4 separate regions of the Homo sapiens genome follow, and regions 2, 3 and 4 are each linked to region 1. Evidence: chromatin loops called from intact Hi-C (ENCODE). Cell type or tissue: Calu3. All regions are shown on one strand. Links, peaks and the distances in the headings refer to the core of each region. The heading gives the core; the rest is flanking DNA. Region 1 has its middle 28 kb from the start of LINC02460. Region 2 overlaps SUDS3 (SIN3A corepressor complex component SDS3). Region 3 has its middle 120 kb from the start of SUDS3. Region 4 has its middle 59 kb from the start of SUDS3.

Evidence for each region. Hi-C counts contacts between places; a loop is a spot of excess contacts. Peaks named below come from ENCODE experiments on the same cell type or tissue, not always from the same donor. Only the 100,000 strongest peaks of a DNase experiment are listed, where the experiment ranks them.
Region 2: it touches region 1 in a loop (8-fold over the local background); 24 of 110 quality-filtered maps call a loop at or near these places.
Region 3: a loop joins it to region 1, with 10 times the contacts of the local background. A loop is called at or near these places in 2 of 110 quality-filtered maps.
Region 4: it touches region 1 in a loop (2.3-fold over the local background); 24 of 110 quality-filtered maps call a loop at or near these places.

What each region holds. Positions count from the first base shown.
Region 1 is chr12:118,619,801-118,626,115 of GRCh38, forward strand. No RefSeq gene overlaps it. Among named protein-coding and RNA genes, the nearest start is that of LINC02460, 28 kb to the right of the region's middle. In Calu3, for the core only: no CTCF peak of the experiment used is centred there; a DNase peak (open chromatin) is centred at 3,021.
Region 2 is chr12:118,401,885-118,408,199 of GRCh38, forward strand. It overlaps SUDS3 (SIN3A corepressor complex component SDS3), which reads left to right. Exons shown (of 12, transcript NM_022491.3): 9 at 99-120; 10 at 1,528-1,633. Among named protein-coding and RNA genes, the nearest start is that of SUDS3, 28 kb to the left of the region's middle. RefSeq lists an enhancer at 3,114-3,163. In Calu3, for the core only: CTCF peaks have their summits at 3,199 (motif pointing right) and 3,411; a DNase peak (open chromatin) is centred at 3,217.
Region 3 is chr12:118,495,858-118,502,172 of GRCh38, forward strand. No RefSeq gene overlaps it. Among named protein-coding and RNA genes, the nearest start is that of SUDS3, 120 kb to the left of the region's middle. In Calu3, for the core only: no CTCF peak of the experiment used is centred there; a DNase peak (open chromatin) is centred at 2,544.
Region 4 is chr12:118,432,801-118,439,115 of GRCh38, forward strand. No RefSeq gene overlaps it. Among named protein-coding and RNA genes, the nearest start is that of SUDS3, 59 kb to the left of the region's middle. In Calu3, for the core only: no CTCF peak of the experiment used is centred there; a DNase peak (open chromatin) is centred at 3,411.

The sequences.
Region 1 (6,315 bases), core at 780-5,779:
TGCTCAATAAATAGGTAGCTGTTGTTATTGACTTTTCCAATCACTTTAAAAAGAATGTTATCTTCCTACTTTGATTCTCCAGGTTGTAATAGTGGTCCCCTCCACAAATTTCATCCTCAGATAAACTAAACAAACATCACAAAAAACTGAGAGAGGAAGAAATTGCCATCTTCTTTTCAGTTCACCATCATTGTAATTAAAGTTATTTAAATAACCATCAGTTGAATGTCTCCTCCCTTTCCAGGCAGGCTCCATGAGGTCAGGAATTATGTCTATTTTGGTCTGATGGGTATGCCCAGCCTAGCATACAGCATCACACAAAGTGGAGCATCAATAAATACTGAATGCATGAATTGACCAGGACATGAATCCTCCACCTGTAAATCTTTGCAGGGCTCCATAAACACTGACCCCACACATAATCCTAGGAGAGATACCACAAGGCCAGCTGGGTCAAAAATGTCTTCATCACTGGCCTGCCTGAAATGATGCCTTGAGAGTCACTTTTTGGGTTTTAAGTAGAGGTTACGAGGGGGTAGCCTGTACCCCAAATCCAGTTCATCAGTACATTTTGTCTGTTCTGTATTGTGTTTTAGAAGTTTGAATTTATTGCCAACATTTAAAACTTGGGACACTTCATGTAAAAAGCCATATTTTCTGCTTCTATTGAAAAATCAGTTCTCTTGGCAACTCTGGACTTGATTCTGACATGGCAAGAGTTGTCTGGAGTTGACTAGCAGTTCCCTCACTTAGGACATGCCCTCCAGTTCCCCCTAAAGCCCTGTCAGGTCTACTCCAGCCCACATTTATGTTACCAGCCTGGTTCTTGAGTTTGCAACCCTTTCTATTATCTCTTAGTTCACCCATTCAATCATTCATTCATTCAACAGATACTTAGGTGTTTATGAAAATGAGGGATCCGAAAAACATTACACATGCCTCCTAATCTCAAGGAGTTTATAGGGTGGTTGAGTAATAAGAGACATACACATAGAGTCAAACCTTAAAAAAAGTAATCAGTTGATAACAAAGTTCAACTGTAGTGGGTTAAATAGTGTCCTCCCCAAATTTACATCCACCCGATCCTCAGAACGTGACGTTATTTGGAAATAGGGTCTTTGCAGATATAATTAGTTAAGATGAGTTCATACTGGATTAGGGTGGGCCGTAAATCCAACGAGTGGTGTCCTTATAAGATGAGTAGAGAACAGACAGAGACACACAGAGAAAAGGGTCATCTGAAGGTGGAGGCAGAGATTGGAGTGATGCTTCCACAAACCAAGGAACACTTAGGGACAGCAGAAGCTAGAAGAGTCATGGAAGTCTTCTTCTCTAAAATCTTCAGAGGGATCATGGCCCTGTGAACACCTTGATTTCAAAATTCTCCCCTCCAGAATGATGACAGAACAAATTTTGGTTGCTTTAAGCCATCGAGTTTGTGTTATTTGGTTATGGCAGTGCTAGGAAATTAATACACCAATAATATAAAAATATAAGAAAATGTTATTTACATATATAAGATTAGATATTTAAAAAGAGGGGCTGGGCCTGGTGGCTCATGTCTGTAATCCCAGCACTTTGGGAGGCCGAAGTGGGCAGATAACCTGAGGTCAGGAGTTTGAGACCAGCCTGACCAACATGGAGAAACCCCGTCTCTACTAAAAATACAAAACTAGCCAGGCGTGGTGGTGCATGCCTGTAATCCCAGCTACTCGGGAGACTGAGGAAGGAGAATCGCTTGAACCCGGGAGGTGAGGTTGCAGTGAGCTGAGATTGCGCCATTGCACTCCAGCCTGGGCAACAAGAGCGAAACTCTGTCTCGAAAAAAAAAGAGGTGGTTGAAGTTATGTTTCAACTCTTCGTGGAAGGGGTGAGATCTGAACAGAGTCTTCAAAAACCAGTAACAAGGAGAAAAAGAACGAATCAGCCCCCAAGACTACATTGCAGTCACGAGTATAAGTATTGGGGTCAGACGGGTCTGGACACCAATCCAGCTGTGTAATCTTAGGCAAGTCAGTGAATATCTTCAAGCCTTCCTTTCCTCATCTGTAAAATGGGAACAGTAATATCATGCCTGTTTGTAATGAGGATTAAATAAAGTATGTACAGCATTTAATACCGTGCTGGCAATTAATACATGCTCAATATATGGGATATTATTATTATTTTGAAAGGATGTACGGATGACAGGCCCCATTAGAAACAAATATATGATAAAGCATGCCACTTAATAATACTTCACATCTCCACAGCATTTATGCTGGAGTCTCCACTTGCCCCTCTAGATTCACTTTCTCTTTCTCCTTCCCACTCTGTTCCTTGGAAGGCTAAACTGTACAGACAGCATCAACCAAGGTCCCTTGCCCTCTGGCTTCTTGCTGAATTCAGCCAATAAGGAGGCGAGTGGCAGGGGATTCAAGGAAAGGAGGAGAGAAGGATCAGTCATTCTCTCTACCTGTTGCCAACTTCATTCTTGTGTATTAAGCATGTCTTTTTATTCTGATACATCAACATCTTGGGGCCTTGCTGACCCTAAACAGAATGCCCGTCCCAGGGTTGGGCAATTCCTATAGAGAGCAAACAGCTCACTCCAGGAGTGCAACTTCCATACGCAAATCAACTGATAGAAGCCCACCCCTACATCTTTCCATATGCAAATCAACTGATAGAAGCCCATCCCCTACACATTTGCATATGCAAATCAACTGATAGAAGCCCATCCCCTACATATTTCCATATGCAAATCAACTGATAGAAGCCCATTCCCTTACACATTTCCCATATCAGCCTCCCACACTCTGGGCCACTACCCACCTGCCCTAATCACCCCAGAGCCCGGTACCAGAGAACTAGAGACAGCCTATATGCCCCAGAGCCTACTGAAATTATTCAAATGAGCTAATATTACACCTGCTTACCCTGCCTCACCTATTTCTTCCCTCAGAAATCACAATAAAGGCTCTTACTTTTTCTTCCTGCTCCCTCTGCCTCTTGACCGACCATGTTGACCACGGTGCTGCCCCCATGTGGCCCTGCAAGGCTTGGGAAGCTCCCTCCACTTGGGATCTGTGGGTAACAAAGATCTTTTTTTTTTTTTTTGAGACAGAATCTCGCTCTGTCACCAAGGCTGGAGTGCAGTGGCGCATCTCGGCTCACTTCAACCTCCACCTCCTGGGTTCAAGCAATTCTCCTGCCTCAGCCTCCTGAGTAGCTGGGACTACAGGTGCGTGCCACCACGCCCAGCTAATTTTTGTATTTTTAGTACAGACAGGGTTTCACCATGTTGGGCAGAATGGTCTTGATCTCTTCACCTCGTGATCTGCCTGCCTTGGCTTCCCAAAGTGCTAGGATTACAGACGTGAGCCACTGCACCCGGCCAACAAACGATCTTTCTAATGGCAGTTGGTCTTCACCATCCCTGAATATAATAAAACCTACATTTTAAAACACCCTGCTGGGCTGGGGTTTGATAATGGCCATATTCTTCCACCTGTGGCCGCAGCTTCTGTTATACGCTCTTGTGAGGTTCTGGTCTCACACTCTTCCCCCTCAACCCTTAGTGCTTTCCTGGTGGTAACAGCTTTCTCTGCTACTGTTAGTCTCTGAGGGGCTCTCTATCAATCATTCCCCTACCTCTATAAATAGTCCTTTCATTAAATATTCTTCGTATAACTCTTTGAGTATGCCAACCAGGGCCATGAGTGATAAGCACTTTCCACAGCATTCTCACATCCTTCATATCTGAGATTTATAATCTTTGTGAATTGGGCAGGATCACTCTCATTTTGCCAGTGGGAAAACACATATTCTGAGGGGTTAAACCAACCTGCTCAAAGTCCATGTTTCACCCCCATATCCGGTACTCTTTCCAACTTGTCCCACTCACTGGGTCTGTCTTGTTCACTATTGTATATCCAACTGCAGTGCCTGGCATGGACTTGTTGCTCAATTAGCATTTCTTGGACAGAATAAAACAAACGACCAGAGAGCAAGATCTTGAAGGAATAGGATGGAAGATGAGGAAAGTCTTTCTTCACATAGGGAGTCTAGGATTACCTTCAGTACAACGCGTAGAATATAGTAGGTGCTCAGTAAATACTTGTTAAATATTGAATGAATCAATGGGACTTTGGAGGTGGCCTTTCTGGGGCACCACAGCAATGCTCTGTGAGCATTGGGTGCTTGATGTGGAGTGTCCAGAAGGAAACTGCCAGATATAAGCCCCATTTGCTTCCCAGTCTGACCAGACCTTATTCTACCTTTTCTATTCCACCACTGTCCAGAACAGGGAACTTGACCAAATTAAATCATGCTAGCTTTATCCCTACCTGGTGTTCTGCCCACTCCCTGCCACCTATGCCATGGGTATGATAGATATTGGTTTGCAGAGGTTAAAAAGCTGGATATGAGCAAGGCTGGCAGCTGAGGGCTAACAGGGCTGAGGTCTTCGGCATTTGAGCTTCTCCATGGGATCTGCATTCCTCTGGGGGCAACTCTGTGGGTCACACAGGACTCTATTAACAGAAATTTTCCAAAGAATGGGAAAGAGTGATGGAGGAATGGGTGTTAACCTCATCTCATTATTTACTTTGGTTATAAAATGGGTCTTTGTAAGGTAACATACATTGGGGGCCTTCTCGCAGTGCTGCTTGGTGACACTCCATATTTTGTTGAGCAGATACTCCCTTGGTACCTCTGCCTGATTAATGACACCTTCAACTTGGCTCTGTATGCCTTTCATGTCTCCCTGGGTCTCCTGCAGAGCTGCCTGGCTGGCTTCTCACCATGATGATAGCGGACAGAGTGACTTTATTGCAAATTTCAAGGTCACCTCCTCTTTGTTACCCTTCCCCCACATACACACATATACCACTGAGACTGGTTCACTTGAAGCAGTCTTGAGGTTCAGGCTGCTGGCTGAAAACTCCAAGACCCCTCAAGAAAAACCCTGCACACCAGCTTCTAAAGATACGCAAATCTTCTGAGAGAATTAGCATTGGCTCTAAGAACAAAGTCTAGGGATGGTGTGAGAGAAAGATGGGATTGGATTCCCAGGCAGCAGAATAGGATGATTAAGAGCATGGAATCAGATGTGTCTGGGTTTGCTCTTCCTAAGTACATCACCTGAGTCTCTAAGCCTTAAGGTTTTCACTTGGTGAATGGGGATAATAGTACCAAGTCATAAGTTTACATTGAAAGGTGACTGAGATGAAGCATGTGCAGTACTTTGCATGTAGTAGCTGCTCAATAAATATTAGCTCTATTACTGTTACTCATAAAATAATAATTAGGCCATTTCCCCAAACATCAGACCAGGTAAAGCAAGCTGTTACTACAATATGGGAGAAAGGGCTTGAAAACAGACACAGTACTGAGAATGCTATCCTTGGCCCACGGTCTTGGAAAAGTTATCCCTAGCAACAAGGCAGGAGGCTGTACAAGGAGTCAGAGACTTGAGATGTAGAATCAGGGCTGAAAACAGAAACCTCCTGAGGTTTTAATACAAAAGGAAGTTAATACAGGGGGTAGGTTACACAGATGCGCAAACAATGGAGAAGCCAAACTAATGTCATGAGGCAAAACTCAGAGATGGGTAACAGCAGGAAGCTGTTATCTCTTCTAGGCCAGAGGAACAGAGAGGGGATGGTGTGACCAGAGCCTAGGAGCTGAGGTCACTCTTTGGAAGCTGGAACAACAGAGAGCTTTCTGGCAGGAGCTAGAGTTATAGAGGAGACACAGCTGCTACTAGAGATAATGCCTGAGGCAAAGAAGAAGGGAGAAAATGACATTGACTTCTCTCTTACTGTTTCTCCCACCTGGGCTTTCCATTTGCAAAACCCAGCCAAAGCCAGTTAGCAAAGGCTTCTGGGAAACGCAGTTTGCCGAGTTCACCTAATCCTATTATACAGAGGTCATCTATATTCCATTATACAGAGTTGAAGAGAGGGCATGGAGCTGAGGGACAACACGGTCCAGGTTTGGTACAGGGGTTGAAGTAGAGTTGCCAGGTAAAATATAGGTTTCCATGTAAAATTAGAATTTCTGATAGCAAAACAAAATTTAGTGTTAAGTATGTAAAAATTTTATTTCATTCATTGTTTCATTCATTTCATTGTTTATCTGAAATTCTCACTTTGCTGGGTGTCCTGTGCTTTTATGTATTAAATTCGGCAACTTTAGGTTAAAGGCAATATTGGAACCATTGGAGGGTCCCAATTCTCAGGCCAAATTAGGTAGATGACAGGTTAGGAAGAGGAAGGAGAGAAGAATGAAGATACCATGCAGCTCTCATGAGGTCTGACAAATGGATTAATG
Region 2 (6,315 bases), core at 877-5,876, 220 kb before region 1:
TTAACATGTTACTTGTTAATCATTATGATACCTTTGACACCTGAAGTTGCACCTGAAATGATTTTCTCTAAGATTTTTTGTTGTTGTTCTTCCTACAGCTTAAGTCACCCAAGAGACCAGGTGAGTGCATGATGTGTTGGCATTTGTGCAACCTTTTTATCATGTTGTTGGAAAAGGGTGTGAATACCTGTCAGGAAATGGTTGCAATTTTCAAAAATGAAATGTTCATCATTTGCCTAAGAGTAGTCATCATGAAAACTGAAGGGGACCTTAACTATACCCCTCCCTGATTTCTTTTTTTTTCATAACCCCTGCTTTGTTGTTTTTATTTTTTTCTTAGGATTTATCATAAAAGAGACATTTGATTGATTGATTGATTTCCTTCTGTGTAGGCATCAGGCATAAGATTTAAGTACACATCCATTTTTGAAAATGAAACCAGAAGGATTTTTAAGTATTACTGGCTTTCTAAAGCCAAGTCCTAGGCAGTTCTGCTCCCGTGGCTTTTCGTGGCCTGACTCTGGTAAGGCATTCCAAGGCTGCTCTGACTCGCAGTTCATAGAAGAGACCAACCAGCTCAGTATTCATAGTTGTTCCTTCCGGAACAGCACTTGAGATCATCAGTGCTAGCTGCCAACTAGAATTCTGAATTGGTGACATCTTTTTTTTGTTTAAAGCACCATGATTACTCGATTACTCGATTACTCACACATCCCTCTACTTACTGAGTCTTGTGGAAGAAAACAAGAGTCTTCTTTTTCTAGGTAATATCTTCCTGGGGGCCACTGCGGTCCACAGACATCCTGACCTTCTGAGGCACGATGGGGAGGGGTGAGGGAGTTGTGTGAGTGTAAAGTTAGTAGTTCTTTAAGTGATTCCTTTTTTTTTTTTTTGGATTATGGAGTCTTGCTCTGTCGCCAGGCTGGAGTGCAGTGGCGTGAACTCGGCTCAGTGCAACCTCCGACTCCCAGGTTCAAGTGATTCTCCTGTCTCAGCTTCCCAAGTAGCTAGGACAACAGGCATGTGCCACCACACCCAGCTAACTTTTGTATTTTTACTAGAGATGGGGTTTCACCATGTTGGCCAGGATGGTCTCATCTGTTGACCTCGTGATTCACCTGCCTCAGCCTCCCAAAATGCTGGAATCACAGGTGTGCGCCACCGCACCCTGCTGAAAACGATTGCATTTTTAAGAGATTTTCATAATACTTGCCCTTTGATCACCAGGGCTTTAGTCCTACTCTAAGTGACCTTATGTATTTGCACATTTGACCTTAATCTTCCTGAAACCCAGGTGTCTCTTCCATTTGAGAGGCTAATCTGCCTTGCCTACTTCCCAGGGTTGCTTTGATGATCAAGTTTAGATGGAATATACAAGAGTTTTGCTGAAATCCCATGCATTATCACTGTAAGGGCTCAGTGATGATTATTACCACATTCTGATAGTGTTTCAATTAAAGCATGTTAACTGGTAGACTCGCATGTGTTTGTTACATTCTTAGTCACGTAAGTATTGGTTTCCTCCAGCATCTCCATCCTCTCCTGAGCACTTGCCTGCAACACCCGCGGAATCTCCAGCCCAGAGGTTCGAAGCTCGGATAGAAGATGGCAAACTGTACTATGACAAAAGATGGTATGTTATGGGAAAACCTGGACTAGTAAGAGTCTCATATGAACCACTTGGAAAGAGGGCTGGGGCTATTGTAGTTATTTCAGATCACGGCTGCTGCTAAACTTACATAGTACTAAAAGTAGAAACCCATTAAAAAATGTATTAGCAGTCATTTAATCAATACTTCCGGTGGATCTTTGAAAGCAGCGTTTCCCAAAACCATGTTCTGCTCCCCTTCCTTCTCCATTCTGGTGTCTCTGTACTAGAATTTGCAGGCTGGTATCTTGTGTGGTACCCCTGCCAACTGGGGCTGGGGTGTATGTCCCCCCTCTGACCCCTCTTACCTCTGCTCCTGTGTGCTAAGGTTAATAGGTGCTCTTCGGATTAAAGGATTTTGTGGTCAAATCAGTTTGGGGGATGATCATGTTAATTAAGATAAGTGGGTTGCTCCCTTGTAGTACCCTTTGGGTCCTGCGATATGCTAATGTACACTGTGAATTTCTAAGATGTTATTAGATGTTTTTTGATGACACATACCCTTTTTTCTTACATGATCCAGCTGCAAAAGTGGTCAAGGACACTTGCTTGGGGGAACTGTATCCTAAAACATTCCTAGTTTGTTTTTTGTTTTTTGAGACGGAGTCTTGCTCTGTCGCCAGGCTGGAGTGCAGTGGCGTAATCTCGGCTCACTGCAACCTCCGCCTTCCAGGTTCAAGCGATTCTCCTGCCTCAGCCTCCCGAGTAGCTGGGATTGCAGGCACCCGCCACCATGCCCAGCTAGTTTTTGTATTTTTAGTAGACACGAGGTTTCGCCATGTTGGCCAGGTTGGTCTCGAACTCCTGACCTCACATGATATTACTGCCTTGGCCTCCCAAAGTGCTGGGATTACAGGCATGAGCCACTGTGTCCTGCATTCCTGGTTTACATTGAAGACTCTTTGAAACGTTCAGACCGCCTAGCATTTTTCATTGGAAAGGTAATGGCAAAACAGTATGAAAGAACCTTAAAAGCTCATACTTTTGTTCATTCAACAAACATTTCTTCTGTTCTGTATTACGCTTTCTGCTAGATATGAAATGGATACTGCCATCATTTCTCAGGTCTTTTCATTCTGATATATTTCTTTTTATTCTTTATCCATATGCAGGCATAGTCTATTCATTCTAAGGCATAGTGGACATACGGTTTGCTTTGCCTTTCTGTTTGGTTATATTGAGAATGTTTTTCTGGGTTACTGTAAGGTGTCTCATTATCATTTATAATGGCTATATAATGACCCTTTGAGTTTCAGTATCTAACCAAAAGTTCCAAAATTGGGGTAATGATTATTTATTTTGAATTCTTAAAAAAACCCAGCATTGTGTTAGGTTGGTTACCCGATAACATTGTACTTGTCAAAAATGCTTAGGGTTCTAGTCATGGCCGAAGTAAATCATTTCCACCTATTAAGTTGCAGTGAGTTAATTGCCCAGTAGATGCTGGAGGCTGGCTTTATCTCTAAGGCTGATCTTGATGACTTCTTCCCCTCTGAGTTGGTGTTCTTTGGCATTCTTCAGAAAGGTCGGTTTGTGTTATATCTTAACATTATGTCTCAGAACACATCGCCACTAGGTGGCAGGCTCTAACAGCTTAACACTGAGAAGGGCAAAATGAGATGAAAAATGTTTCTAATAATGAAAACCAAATAACCTTTAAAGATCAAGCCCACACATAAGAACCATCTTTGAAAATGATGAGATTTATCACTAACATTTTTACAAATCTATGAGTCTTAAAGCCATGTGATATTTCCAGTGATGTTCATTTTGTAATTGTGTTGCTTTGAATCTTCCTCTTTCTAAGCTTAATCCTCAGACTTTACGAGACATGTCTTGAGGGTGAAAATGCAGTAAAATAAAATTCTTGTTTTTTTAAAGAAGAGATCCACAATGTCTGGTGTTTCCTAATGTAAACAAAATGATCAGATTTGATGTGTTAGAACTCCTAAGCATTTTGAAGGAATTTTCACCATCTTTCTTACATTAACAGCAGAAATTTAGAAAATAATGTCACTGGATGCATTTTACTTTTTCAGTGAAATTGAAATTGCTTATTCTCTTGTTAAATATACTTTGAGAATGTTGTTTTTTTTCTCTATTCTGTATACTTTTCATTTTTGGCCTTGGCAGTCAGAGATCATAATGCAGTTGTTGAAGGTGGGTCTCCCTCTTCCCCAATGACAATTGAAAAGTGTTCCTGGGAATACTGGCTGAGGTGTTCACTGGTGCAGTGCCAGCCTCTCCCATCTCACCAGGCTCATGTTTGGCTTTTGTATCAGTTTGGAGGTTTTGTTTTTCTTTCTTTGGCAGACGTGGCCTGTGGCTGAGAGGTCAGCTACATTGCTTTATGCTCTTTCCAGAGGGTATGGAGTATTTTGGTGCAGCCGTATTTTTGGCAGAAGATGTCTTCCTGAGTTTTAAATGACTTCAGCAAAACAAATGGGATTCAGGCATCGCATCTTGGTGTGAATACTTGCCAAGCTCCCTTTCATTTTGAAAGATAAGGATCTTCCCTTTGCCTTGGTCTTATACTGCTTTTAAGGCATTCTATATCATGCTATGTAAATTTGCCTCACATTTTGATTTGGACTAATGATCTCTCAAAAAATACTGTGAAAAAGTAGCTGATATTTGAAAATAACTAATTGATGGTACGGGTGGACTTCTGTTTTTCTCTCCTTGTTTTAAATCTGGGGCTGCCTGTGAGTCAGAAACGAAGCCACCCACTTGCTCAAGAGCATTTTCCCCTTCAGCCTTCGGTCGACACAAAAGACTTAAAACAGTGAATATTTACCAGTAGAATTGGGACTCCTTGAGGTTCTGTAGCTATAACGTGGACTCACTTATTGGGGAAATAAAGTGTTAATACCAGGATTCTCAGTAGGATACAAAATTAAATTAATTTTCCTACCTCCTCGCCCCACTTTTGTGTCCACCTTCTTAAGAAATTGCTTTTCGAAAATAGTACAGTAGTGGTAATTTCTAGTTTTGTTCGGTTTAATAGTAGAGGTTCAAAGCTTTAAGAACTTAATTGTAGAGATTCCCAGGTCAGAATTTCCATTAGTTACAAAGTAATAGAGTCAGTTTGACATTTGGGGCTTAGTCTTTGAGGCTATTTAAATATCTTTTTTCAGCAGCTGAGTTGCAGCTTGTAAAACAGGTTAATTGGCCTAAAAAAAAAACGCACATTTTTACTACCCTGTTGATGTTGCTTCGTAGCACATTTTATATCTAAACATATTTTTAAATTTCTTCCCCCCCCTTTGATTTTTCTTTAGAAATTAAAAAGTAAATTCTTATGTTAAGGTTGTCACATACTTCTTGGTTTCATCTTTAACCGCCCCCGCCCCCCCATATGAACACTTCATTTTTTATTTTTTTGAGACAGGGTCTCACTGTCCCCCAGGCTGGCATGCAGTGGTGTGATCATAGCTCACTGGAGCCTTGATCCCCCTGGCTCAAGCGATCTTCCCACTTTGGCCTCCCGAGTAGCTGGGACTACAGTCCTCCATTACCATGCCTGGCTAATGTTTTTTTGATTTTTAGTAGAGATGAGGTCTTGCTATGTTGCCCAGGCTGTCCTCAAACTCCTGAGCTGAAGTGATCCTCCTGCCTCAGCCTCCCAAAGTGCTGGGATTACAGGTATGAGCCCTGAACACTTTAATATCTAAGGACTTATCTTTTCAGAGAATTCAAATAATTTAATAGATTTGGTATCTAGGGATAATGGTTCCCCCAAGACATCGTGTAGTGCATGAGGATCCCTTGAAGGTCTCAGAGACTGCGGTTCAGGAGGGACCTGGTGATCAGTTGGTTTGGAAGTTGGCTGCTTTGGGAAGCATGTTGGCCACCTCTACTTTGGAGCAAATAGGGACCAATGGTGGACATTCAGGCCACCACCATTCAGTGATTCCAAAGGAGGCGGATCTGGGAGGTGGCCACATTCCCAAGTTCCAGACCACTTCCCAGAGGTAATAGACCAGCTTGCATTGTTTACTCTGGGTGTTCGCTTTTAAGTCAGTTGAATTTCTTGGGTTTGGGTTCTAAGTACCACTGAAGGAAAATACAATGCATCTCATGAGAATTGTTGGAATAGCCTTCCAGAGTCAGCTGTTTTCTTTAAAAGACCTTTGTGAGGATATGATACATGGATACACATGTAACATGTATATGTGTTATTTTTGGTTTTTTTTTTTTTTTTGAGACAGAGTCTCGCTCTGTCGCCCAGGCTGGAGTGCAGTGGCGCAATCTTGGCTCACTGCAGACTCCGCCTCCCAGGTTCAAGCGATTCTCCTACCTCAGCCTCCTGAGTAGCTGGGACTACAGGCACACGCCAATATGCCTGGCTAATTTTTTGTATTTTATTTATTTATTTATATTTTTTGAGACAGAGTCTCGCACTGTCACCCAGGCTGGAGTGCAGTGGCGCCATCTCAGCTCACTGCAACCTCCGCCTCCCGAGTTCAAGCTGTTCTCTCCCTCAGCCTCCCAAGTAGCTGGGACTACAGGCACCCGCCACCACGCCCAGCTAATTTTTGTATTTTTAGTACAGACGGGGTTTCACCATGTTCGCCAGGATGGCCTCTATCTCCTGACCTCGTGATATACCCGCCTCGGCCTCCCAAAGTGCTGGGATTACAGGCGTAAGCCACTACGCCTGGCCA
Region 3 (6,315 bases), core at 423-5,422, 120 kb before region 1:
GAGGCACAATCCCTCACTGTCTTCTAGGAAATGTCCAAACTCCTTATTCAGGCTTTTCGTGATTTGCTTCTGCGTGTCTCTCTGGCCTTATGTCTTGCTGACCTCCCTGTCTGCTGCCTTTTTACCCCTGTTTTTCTTTTTCTTTCTTTCTTTTTTTTTTTTAGGTGGAGTCTTGCTCTGTTGCCTAGGCTGGAGAGCAGTGGCGTGATCTCGGCTCACTGCAACCTCTGCCTTGTGGGTTCAAGAAATTCTCCTGCCTCAGCCTCCCATGTAGCTGGGATTACATGGGTGTGCCACCATGCCTGGCTAATTTTTTGTATTTTTAGTTTCACCATATTGGTCAGGCTGGTCTCGAACTCCTGACCTCAAATGATCTGCTCACCTCAGTCTCCCAAAGTGCTGGGATTAACGCATGAGCCACTACATGGGGATTTAACCTCCATTTTTCTTTTCTTTTTTCTTTTTCTTTCTTTCTTTCTTCCATTTTTTTTTTTTTTTTTTTTTGAGACGGAGTCTCATTCTGTTGCCCAGCCTGGAGTGTAGTGGCACGATCTTGGCTCACTGTGACTTCCACTTCCCAGGTTCAAGTGATTCTCCCACTTCAGCCTCCCAAGTAGCTGAGATTACAGGCGCCCGCCACCACACCTGGCAAATTTTTGTATTTTTAGTAGAAATGGGGTTTCACCATGTTGGCCAGGCTGGTCTTGAAGTCTTGACCTCATGTAATCCGCCTGCCTCAGCCTCCCAAAGTGCTGGGATTACAGGCGTGAGCCACTGGGCCCGGCTGAAAAATGATTTTAACTGTTAACAAGTTTTGCTTTATATTCACCTTTTGAGACCATCAAGAGAGAACATCCATTCAACCAGAGAATCAGAAGCTAAGTAAAAGTAAAAAAAAAAAAAAAAAGGCCAGGTGCGGTGGCTCACACCTGTAATCCCAGCCTTTGGGAGGCCAGGGCAGGTAGGTCACCTGAAGGCAGGAGTTGGAGACCAGCCTGACCATCATGGTGAAATCCCATCTCTACTAAAAATACAAAAATTAGCCAGGTGTAGTGGCACATGCCTGTAGTCCCAGCTACATGGAGGCTGAGGCAGGAGAATTGCTTGAGCCCCAGAGGTGGAGGTTGCAGTGAGCCAAGATCATGCCACTACACTCCAGCCTGGGCAACAGAGCAAGATTCTGTCTCAAAAAAAAAAAAAAAAAAAAGGAAGAGAGAATCCTGGTGGCCCAGGTGAAAAGGGAAACATGATAAAAATAGTTATGTATCTGGTTAGCTAACATGGAGCACTAGGTGGGAAGAGTCAAGTAGTAAGGCAAGCTGGGTCCTGTTGTTCTCTTTCCAAAAGCAAATTTGTCATGGGTTTGATCTTGGTGAAAAGTGATAAGCTAGTTGGCTGGGGAGAAGTTTAAGTTGAAAGGAGATGCGCTTCTCAGGGTTGGTGGATGTCTATCTCTAAGCCAGGCTAAGGATCCTAGAAGGGCCCTAAACTGAATTTAAAACTTGATAGGCCTCCAATCCATCTCCCCACACTGCAGCCAGCTAAGCAGGTGGCTCCCACTGCACCCACAAGAACATGCTCTCTTGGTGAGACATACAAGCCCTGCTTGGTCCAGCCTCTGTTGAGTCCTTAGCCTCATCTCTTACTTCTCCTTACTTCAACTTCCAGCCAGGAGGACCCCTGGGAAACTTGTATTTCCCAGGTTTCCTTTTATTTTTCGAGATGGAATCTTACTCTGTCACCCAGGCTGGAGTGCAGTGGTGCGATCTCAGCTCACTGCAGCCTTCACCTCCTGGGTTCAACCGATCCTCCCGCCTCAGCCTTTTGAATAGCTGGGATTACAGGCACCTGCCACCACACCCAGCAAATTTTTTTTTTTTTTTTTTAGTAGAGACAGGGTTTCACCATGTTGCCCAGGCTGGTCTTGAACTCCTGACCTCAAGTGATCTGCCTGTCTTGGCCTCCCAAAGTGCTGTAATTATAGGCATGAGCCACTGCGCCCAGCTGTTCTATCCTTTGTATGTGCTGATCTCCTGGAACAGCCTCCCTCTTCCATTGCCCCTGCCTCCAGCAATGCCCTTGACCCAGACAACCAGGGCCCCTGTTTGATCTTTGAGCTTCAGATGGCCCCACTCTGGCTCCCCTCTGGCCACACTCTTCCTCACAGGGAGAGGAATCCATGGGTCCAATGGGATCTGCCCATCTGGAATAGGTGCTTCCCTTCCAGATCACACTTAAGGTACCCTGGACCTCCAAATTCTCTGCCCAAACAGCTCTGAGCCCATTTCCAGGGACTGCCCAAACCTCCTCCTTGTGCCTGTCTTCCCAAGGGTGGATGACACCACTTGTGTGTGTACCTGCCAGGCCTTCTGGGGGCCAACAGATGCTTGTTGCTGGCATATGAGCAGAAAACTTGGATGCATGGGCTGGGATCTACACATATATGCAGGGCCTCTCATGGGCAGGAAGGGGAGGCAGAGAGCTGGAACTTCTGTTCATACTGGTATTTGTCAGATAGGGTTGCCATAGCAAAATACCACAGACTGGGCAGCTTAAACAGAAATGAACTTTCACACAGTTCTGGAGGCTAAGATGCAGGTGCTGGCAGAGCTGGATTCTCCTGAGGCTTCTCTCCTTGGCTGGTAGGTGGCTGCCTTCTCACTGCATCCTCACACGGCCTTTCCTCCGTGTGTGCACATCCCCGGGGCCTCTTCTTCCTCTTGTAAGGACACTTGTCCTGTTGAATTAGCCCTCCCATGCCCAGGATCTCATTTAATCTCAATTACCTCCTTCAAGACTCTATCTCAGGCCAGGCACCATGACTCACACCTGTAATCTCAGCAGTATGGGAGGCTGAGGCAAGCGGATTACCTGAGGTCAGGAGTTCAAGACCAGCCTGGTCGACACAGCGAAACCCCATCTCTACTAAAAATACAAAAAAAAAAAAAAAATTAGCCAGGCATGGTGGCACATGCCTATAGTCCCAATAGTCCCAGCTACTCATGAGGCTGAGGTAGGAGAATCTCTTGAACCTGGGAGGCGGAGGTTGCAGTGAGCTGAGATCATGCCAATGCACTCCAGCCTGGGCAACAGAGCGAGACTCCATCTCAAAAAAAAAAAAAAAAAAGAAAAAAAAGAGACTCTATCTCAAAATGCAGTTGCATTGGGCACATGTGAATTTTGGAGAGAGACAATTCAGTGGATAACAGTACTCTTTATCTTTGGGGCCCTGCAAGTGTCAGGGATGTCTTAATTGCTGTGAAGTCCTCAATGTTTAGCCCAGACCCTGGCATACATGGAACATTCCTTAAGTGCTTATGGAATGGGATGGTCTACTGTCTTAAAGAACAACCTCATCGCAATTTAGCCTTGGTGAGGCATTCGCTGACCCCACTGACTGCTTTATCTTCCAGGGCTAGAAGGCCCAAATCAGCAGCATCCTTCCCTGTCTTTCTCCTAGTCCCATCCTAGCCACATAGAATCTTTTCTCTCCTCTCCTCCCCTCCCCTCCCCTCCCCGCTTCCCCTCCTTCCCCTCCCCTCCCTTCCCCTCCCTTCCCCTCCTCTCCTCTCCTCCTCTCTCCTTCCCTTCTCTTCCCTCTCCTTCCTTCCTCTCCTTCTTTTCTTGATGGAATCTTGCTCTGTTGCCCAGGCTGGAGTGCAATGGCGTGATCTCGGCTCACTGCCTCCTCCACCTCCCAGGTTCAATCAGTTCTCCTGCCTCAGCCTCTTGGGTAGCTGGGATTACAGGCGCATGCCATCATGTCTGGCTAATTTTTGTATTTTTAGTAGAGAGGGGTTTTGCCACGTTGGCCAGGCTGGTCTCAAACTCCTGACCTCAGGTGATCCACCCACCTAGGCCTCCCAAAGTGCTGGGATTACAGGTGTGAGCGACCGCGCCCAGCTGAATTTTTTCATTTCTAAGTTGCTAAGTCCTGCCCTTCCTGCCTCCCTGTCTGTGTCCACATTGCTCCCTATGCCTGAAATACCCTCCTTTTCTCCCTCTTGTTCTCCCCTTTTCTGGCTCATACTCATCCTTCAAGGTCAATGCCAGGGAGGTGTCAGTCTCTGTGGGCCAAGCTCTCAACGCCTGTCCTGCACCACGATTCGCACCATACTTTATCATTGGCACTTGTCTCATTTTCTGCTATCCCTCTAGTTCTATAAGCACCCTGAGGGCAGAGATCCTTGATTGCAGAGGGATACCCAACACCTGGGTCAGTGCGTGGCACCTTGCGTGTGATCAGTAATAGAATTCACACACACACACACACACAGAAAGAATGAGTAGAACATACACATTCCAATTCAGGTTCTCAAACAAAAGTTCTATCTGAGCTGAACCAGGTGACCTGAAACCCTATTCTACCCTGTTTTTTGCATAGTGCTAGGCACATAAGCAGTGAGTCTTTGCTGATGAATTAGGAGGATATTTGCATGAAAAAATTCAGTCCAAGGACACAGAGCTAGTAAAAAGCTGTCAGTGTCTTGAGTTCCTCTGGTACTCAGCCTTCAGGCCCAAAACCCTCTGATATCAGTAGGTCCCAACAACAATGCATTTCTATGTATCTCTTAAGTGTGTCATCAACACACAAGCTGCTGCTGTGCTGTGGGAGGCGGGGCGCCATCACTTCTAACGGACGCAGTCTTTGGCAGACGTAAGCTGGATGGCTGCCTGCACAGTGTGGTCTCAGCCACACTGAGAATGTAATATATTCTGGTGGGGACCGGGGGATCACATACTATAGTGTGTTTATACAGAAATTGGGTTTTCCCCCAAAACTCAAATAACTCTAGTTAGTGATATTGCAGATATTGGACGTGAATATAATGTATATAATACTATAGTGTGTAATCGGGATCCAATAGATCAAATTTCTACTGGAGTGTATGCTTTCAGTTCTTTTAGACATATACCAGAAGTGGAATTGTATGTGATCGGGGTCACATACTATAGTATTATATACATTATATTCACTTTTAATATCTGCAATATCACTACCAGAGTTTGAGTTTTGGGGGACAACCAGATTTCCCTATAAACACTATTTCCTTTTCTTTTAAAATTGAGATATAATTCACATATCATAAAAGTCACCCTTTCAAAATTTTTTTATTTTGAGACAGAGTCTTACTTTGTTGCCCAGGCTGGAGTGCAGTGGTGTGATCTCAGCTCACTGCAACCTCTGCCTCCCAGGTTCAAGCAGTTCTCCTGCCTCAGCCTCCAGAGTAGCTGGGACTACAGATGCCCACCACCGCACTCAGCTAATTTTTGTATTTTTAGTAGAGACAGGGTTTCACCATGTTAGTCAGGCTGGTCTTTAACTCCTGACCTCAGATGATCCACCCGCCTTGGCTGCCACTAAGTGCTGGGATTACAGGTGTGAGCCACTGCACCCGACCAAAAGTCACCCTTTTAAAGTGGTTTTTAGAATATTCACAAAGTTGCATAACCATCATCACTACTGTAGAACGTTTTTTGTTACCATTAGAACTGATCTATTAATAAGTGGAAAAAAGCAAGGCACAGAATGGCATGTTCCCATTTGTGTGTGTGTGTGAAAGAATATATAGATGTATATGTTTGAAAAAGCACATAATATACCTCTTTCCTACATTGTTTGTCTTCACCAGTTGTCCCTCTGCTTGGAAATTTCTTCCTACCCTCCCTATTTGTGGAGTTAATTCTCATTCATCTTTAAGACCCATCTCAGAGGCTGAGTATGGTGGCTCATGCCTATAGTCCCAGCAATTTGGAAGGCCAACGTTGGAGCCCAGGAATTCAAGACCAGCCTGGGCAACATAGTGAGACCCTGTCTCTACAAAAAAAATGTAGCTGGGCATGGTGGTATGTGACCATAGTCTCAGCTACTCAGTAGGCTGAGTAGGGAGGATCACTGGAGCCTGGGAGGTCGAGGCTGCATAATCTGTGATCATGCCACTGTACTCTGGCCTGGGCAACAGAGCAAGACCCGGTCTCAAAAAATAAAAGACTCCTCTCAGGTGTCCCCTTATCCAAGAAGCCTTCCTTGATATGTGCCCCTCTTCTCTTGCTTGTTATATTAATAACAATAATGACACCAGCTGACATCGCAGAAGAGGTTTCTTTGTGCCAGGCACTGTGCTGACTGCATCACATACTCATTCTTTACCAGGAATCTAGGAGGGTGGCCCTTTAAATACTTGCATTTCGCAGGTGAGGAAAGCAAAGCTTGGAGAGAGAATGTGATATTTCCAAGTGGCTGTATAGGATGAAAGCCTCTTTGTCGCTGAAACTTAAACTCTTAATTATGACACTCTAAGTCTTCCACAGATG
Region 4 (6,315 bases), core at 628-5,627, 190 kb before region 1:
AATTCTGCCAAAATGTCAATTCTTCTGGATATTTGATTTCCTTTATGCCCTTTTTTGGTTTGTTGACTGCCTATTTTCAAAGACTGGTGGTGCAGGGGTTTATTTCTTCTTCCTGAAAGCTACAACGCATTTGCTGTTTGCTTTCTACACTGCTATTATTAACAATGCCTGACCATCGTGAGTGGTCAGTAATGCTCAAAGAATGCATGCCTGCTTTCCTATGGTAATAGTTACAGTTGCTCATCTCAGTCACAAAGAGCATGGTCCTGATGGGAAAGGAGTAGAGTGTTTGATCCCTTTCTGGAAAGTGTGTTTTGTTTGGGTTCTCTGAAGTAGGCTGCATCTACTTCCCTGACAGTTTCCCAAAACCGTCAGCTTTGTTTATAAGCAGGATGAGTGAAATAAGAGAATCAGGTCTGGCATCCCCCCATAATACTCTCAAGACACACACACACATACACACACACACACACACTGCAATTTGAAGTGTACTTCCCACAAAACACACAGCTCATGTTAGGCACCAGTCATTCCTTGAGTCTAGGACTTTGCCCAGGCTTTACATTTCACAACCGTCCTTTGGCAGCAAAGCAAACAGCAGTTGGATCTTGTGGGGCCAAGCAGAAATCTCCTTCCCCAACCGTACCATTCCATATTAATATCATTTCTCCTTTGAACTCTTAGCACTTGCTCTCTGTACTACTCATTTGAGAGGTAATTATGCACATCTCTTGTTCTGTTATTTAAATCTGGTATTTAACCTCTTCTCTGTTAGTGTCTTTATCTCCCTACAGGATCATAGCAAATTGAATATAAAGAAAGGTAGATATTAACATGATTTCCTGTACGTAGTAAATCTGTTCCTTAGTTTAGGTTACCCTAAAAAGTATGCCTCAAGACAAGGTTTGGGTTATATTAATTGATTTGGGGGGTGATCCCACGTAAGTTGGTGAGGAAGTAGGAAAGTGAGACAGGGAAAGGAAGGACAGAAAAGGATGTGACAAAGTGAGTTACCTCCTGTGTGCAACGGGGCACAGTTCTGTGGGGGACCCTTTCAGACAGCTCTATCCAACAGAAATACAGTCATGCACCGCTTCATGATGGTACAGTATGAGAAATGCATTGTTAGGTTGGGAGCAGGGGCTCACACCTGTAATCCCAGCACTTTGGGAGGCAGAGATGGGTAGATCATTTGAGGTCAGGAATTTGAGACCAGGCTGACCAACATAGTGAAACCCCTACTAAAAATACAAAAAAATTAGCTGGGTATGGTGGCGCACGCCTGTAATCTCAGCTACTGGGGAGGCTGAGTCAGGAGAATCACTCGTACCTGGGAGGTGAAGGTTGCAGTGAGCCAGGATTGTGCCACTGCACTCCAGCGTGGGTGACAGAGTGAGACTCTGTCTCAAAAAATAATAATAATTTTAAAAATGCATTGTTAGACGATTTTGTCATTGCATGAACATCATTGCACTCACAAACATAGAGGGTTCAGCCTACTACACACCTAAGCTATATGAAGTAGCCTCTTGCTCCTAGGCTACAAACCTGTACAGCATGTTACCATACTGATCACTGTAGGCAATTATAATGGTAAAGATTTATATATCTAAACTTACAAAAAGTACGGTAAAGATACAGTATCATAACCTTATGGAAGCACTGTTGTATATGCAGGCTGTCGGTATATTATGTTGTTATGCAGTGTATGACTATAGAATGCAAGCCACAAATGCAAGCCACATGTGTAATTCTAAATTTTTCTTTTTCTTTTCTTTTTTTTGAGACGGAGTTTCGCTCTTGTTGCCAAGGCTGGAGTGCAATGGTGCGATCTCAGCTCACTGCAACCTCTGCCTCTCGGGTTCAAGCAATTCTCCTGGCTCAGCCTCCCAAGTAGCTGGGATTACAGGCACCCACCACCACGCCCAGCTAATTTTTGTATTTTTAGTAGAGATGGGGTTTCACCATGTTGGCCAGGCTGTTCTTGAACGCCTGACCTCAAGTGATCCGCCCGTCTCAGCCTCCCAAAGTCCTGGGATTGCAGGCGTGAACCACTGCACCCAGCCTACTTCTAAACTTTGTAGTGGCCACATTTAAAAAGTAAAATGAAATAGATGAAATTATATATTTTATTTAGCCTAATATATCCAAAACATCACTTCAGCATGTAATCAATATAAAAATTATAAATGAGATATTTTACATTTCTTTTTCATACCAAGTCTCTGAGATCTGGTGTATTTTTATTTTATTCTTGTCAATTTGGACTAGGCACATTTCAAGTGCTCAATAGTCCCTTGTGGCTAGTGACAACTCTGTGGAACAGAACAGCTCTAAGGGACACTAGAAAAATAGCACAGAGTTGTCTCAGAATGGGGAATGTATTTATTGGCCAATACCCGTTCATAATTGGTTGAGTGTCACTCTTGGGAACGTTATCTCCTGGGCACTTCTAGTTCACCCTGTGGCAGAAAACATCCTCAGGTAGAGAGACACAAGAGGCCATAACCATGGACAGGAAATGTCTACAGGTGACCTGGTGTATTAGTCCATTTTCATGCTGCTGATAAAGACATACCTGAGACTGGGTAATTTATAAAGAAAAAGATTTAATGGACTCACAGTTCCACATGGCTGGGGAGGCCTCACAATCATGGCACAAGGTGAAAGGCAGGTCTTACATGGCGGCAGGCAAGAGAGAATGAGAGCCAAGCAAAAGGGGAAACCCCTTATAAAACCATCAGATCTCATGAGACTTATTCACTATCACAAGAACATTAGGGGGGAGACCACCCCATGATTCAGTTATCTCCCACTGGGTCCCTCCTACAACGCAACATGTCAGAATTATGGGAGCTACAATTCAAGATGAGATTTGGGTGGGAACACAACCAAACAAACCATATCACCTGGGATATGGGCAGAGCTCCTACAGTTTCTGCTGTAATCCTTTATAATCTTTTTTTTTTTTCTTTTTGAGATGGAGTCTCGCTGTTGCCGAGGCTGGAGTGCAGTGGCACGATCTCAGCTCATGGCAACCTCTGCCTCCCGGATTCAAGTGATTCTTGTGCCTCAGACTCCTGAGAAGACAGGAAGCCGAGATTACATGTGTCCACCACCACACCCAGCTAATTTTTGTATGTTTAATAGAGATAGGGGATGGCCTTGTTGGCCAGGCTGGTCTCAAACTTCTGACCTTAGGTGATCTACCCAGCTTGGCCTCCCAAACTGCTGGGATTACAGGCATGAGCAACGGCACCTGACTTCTGCTATAATCTTAAATACTTATGTGTTGGTTGATTGAAAAACTTCTGGATTCCTGCCATGGCAGCCTTTTCACCTTAGTTTTGGACTCAGCATTAAAGACTGCCATACATGGTTGTGCGGGCTGAGCACTATGTAACTCTAGGGGGCACCACTCACCTAGGTTTCTTAGACTGCCATATGCATGGCACCCCTAAAGTTACACAGTGCCCGACCTTCACAACTCCTCTTACCCTTCGACTATTACAAAGCTCATCACTTTGGGGAAAGAGTAAAGGATTGATAGAACAGACATATACACTTGGGCTTAGCTACAATATTCTGTCTTTTAAGGGTCACTAAACATTTTAAGCACCTGCCACCATTTCCCTGCAAAGCCAGCATCATGAGTAATCAGCAGAAGCCAGCACCTCCAGGCCCCGCAATCACTCTGAAGGAGTCAGCTTCACGCCCGCTGCTAATTTTAGCTTGCAATCTACGAAGGGTATCAACGAGTCTTTTTGCCAAGCACTCTTACAGACATGGCTTGAAAGTGTCTCTCCCAGTCTGGAGCCAGGATCTAGGTGAAAGCAGTATATGTGATCCAGAGCATTCTGCCCAATGGGAGCCTTCCCCATTGCCCCTGCCTGAGCCCCTCTATCTCTACTCAGCTTTCTTACCACGGTCACCAACAAGGTGTCTGGGCTGTGAGAGTCAGTGAATTCTGGATGCCCAAGTTCAGTCATGCAGTCACAAAGGGGCTCTGAGTTGACTTCACTCTGGTTTCATTTATTCTTCTGTGGTGGGTGACAAGTCATGCAAGTAAAATCAAATTGGTGTGATTGATAGCATCTAGAAAAAAAATTCAGAGCAGTTTGTGGAAAGGAAGTCATAGAATTAATTGAATACAGAATTGGAAAGCAACTCAGAAATCATCCCAAGCATTTCCTGTTCCAGATGATGAGTTGAAGAATCAGAGGTCAAGAAGCTCACTGAGGGCCATATAGTGGGTTAGTGGGAGAGGACCAGCGTCCTCTATGGAAGAGACTATGTCTGCCTCCCCAGTGCATTATATCTGGCACATAGTTAGCATTCAACAAATGTTTATGGAATGAGTTTATGCATTTTTATAACATTCAGGTTACCAAGAGGCCAAAACTATATAGTTTTTTTCCTGTATCATGTCGTGAGCATTTGTTGTTTTTGCAAATCCAGCATCTATTACCCTTCCTGCTTATAGTGCATCCCTCTCCTGCACTAGGGGGAGGAAGCATATGATCCAATTACAGCCAGTCAGAGCATTTCATTGCCCTAGTCATGGTGATTTGTTCAATGATTGACATGCGATTCAAGTCAGACTGGTCAAAGCCAATGAGACTCAGTTCTTGGGACTTTTGGGTCGTGTTATCAACAACAGAGCTAGCCTGAGAATGAAGCCGATACAGAGGAAAGCAGAACTAAGGGCTAGAAAGATCAAGGGCAAGTTTGGGTGATGGCATCCGACCCCAATATCCATGTGTATCTGAAGCCAGTGTCTATCCCTGAAATTTTTAGTTATGTGAGCGGATAATGTCCTCTCTTAATAAAAAACCAATTAGGAATTTATCATTTGCATCTGAAATCAAATACCAGCTAGCTTGGAAGCACCATTGAAAAAACCTTCAGGTTAGTTTGGTTCTTTCAACATCTCCTGTCATTTGGATGTTCACTGTTCCATAAGCTCAGGGGAAATGGTCCCTCTGTAGCCTGAGGGGGTAAACTTTGATTAGCCTAAACCTAATGTCGCAATTTTATTCTCTTTATCAGTGATTGCTTTACACATGAACATGTGATGCAAATCTTGTGAATGAGACCGAGATGAAAGGTGCTGCATAGGTTCTGGAATAGGTTTTCTTCTTCCTACTCAAGAGGAAAAACTGCCCTTTTCTGCCTTTGTATATGGCTTTATGACGATGTGATACCTGGATCTGCAGGAATCAGTTTGAGACCATGAGGAGTCAAGTTTGAGGCTAAGAGCCAGCATTCCTGGGTGGTAAAGCCGAGAGATGGAAAAGCCTGCATCTTTGATGGCATCACTGAGCTGCTAAACTTCCATGATTTCTGGGCTTTAAAAAATTTGAGGTGCCATGATTTTTTAGTCAGTTTTAATTTGGGATTCTATTACTTGCAAATTTCCTCTGGAATCTTGTGACTCTGTTGTGTCTAGTTTGAAGACCAGCCTCTAGGCTAACTTTTTAACTATAAAACCTTTTTTTTTTTTTTTTTTTGGCTGGGCACAGTGGCTTGCAACTGTAATCCCAGCACTTTGGGAGGCTAAGATGGGTAGATCCCTTGATCCCAGAAGTTCGGAACCAGCTTGGGCAACATGGCAAAAACCCTTCTCTACAAAATGTACAAAAATTAGCTGGGCATGATGGCACATCCCTGTAGTCCCAGCTACTCGGGAGGCTGAGGTGAGAGGATGGCTTGAGCCCAGAAAGTGGAGGCTGCAGTGAGCTGTGATCGTGCCACTGCACTCCAGCCTGGGTGACAGAGAGGGACCCTGTCTTAAACAAAAAACAAGCAAAAAAATGTTTTTTAACCTTGGCGCTATTGATATGCCCAAGAAATATGCCCACCATAATTCTTTGTGGTGGGAGGCTGTCACATGCATGTAGAAATTTAGAAGCATCCCTGGCCTCTACCCACTTGATGCCAGTAGCTCCCTGCCCCCAACTGTGAAAACTAAAAATGCCTCCAGACATTGCAAATATCCCCTGGGTTGGGGCATGGGGGCAAAATTGTCCCTAGTTGAAAACCACTAAACTAGAATTACTTACTTCCCAACTATTTTAGAAAAATAAGTTTACTATATTGTGATGGTTAATTTTATGCGTTAAGTGGACAAAAGGAGGAGCAGATAGTTGCCAAACATTATTTCTGTGTATGTCTGTAAGGGTGTTTCTAGAAGAGATTAGCATTTGAATCCGTAGACCAAGTAAAGAAGATTGTCCTCCCAATGTGGGTGAGCATTGTCTAATCCATCGAGGGTGCAAATAAACAAAGAGGTGAAAGAAGGTTGAATTTGCTTGG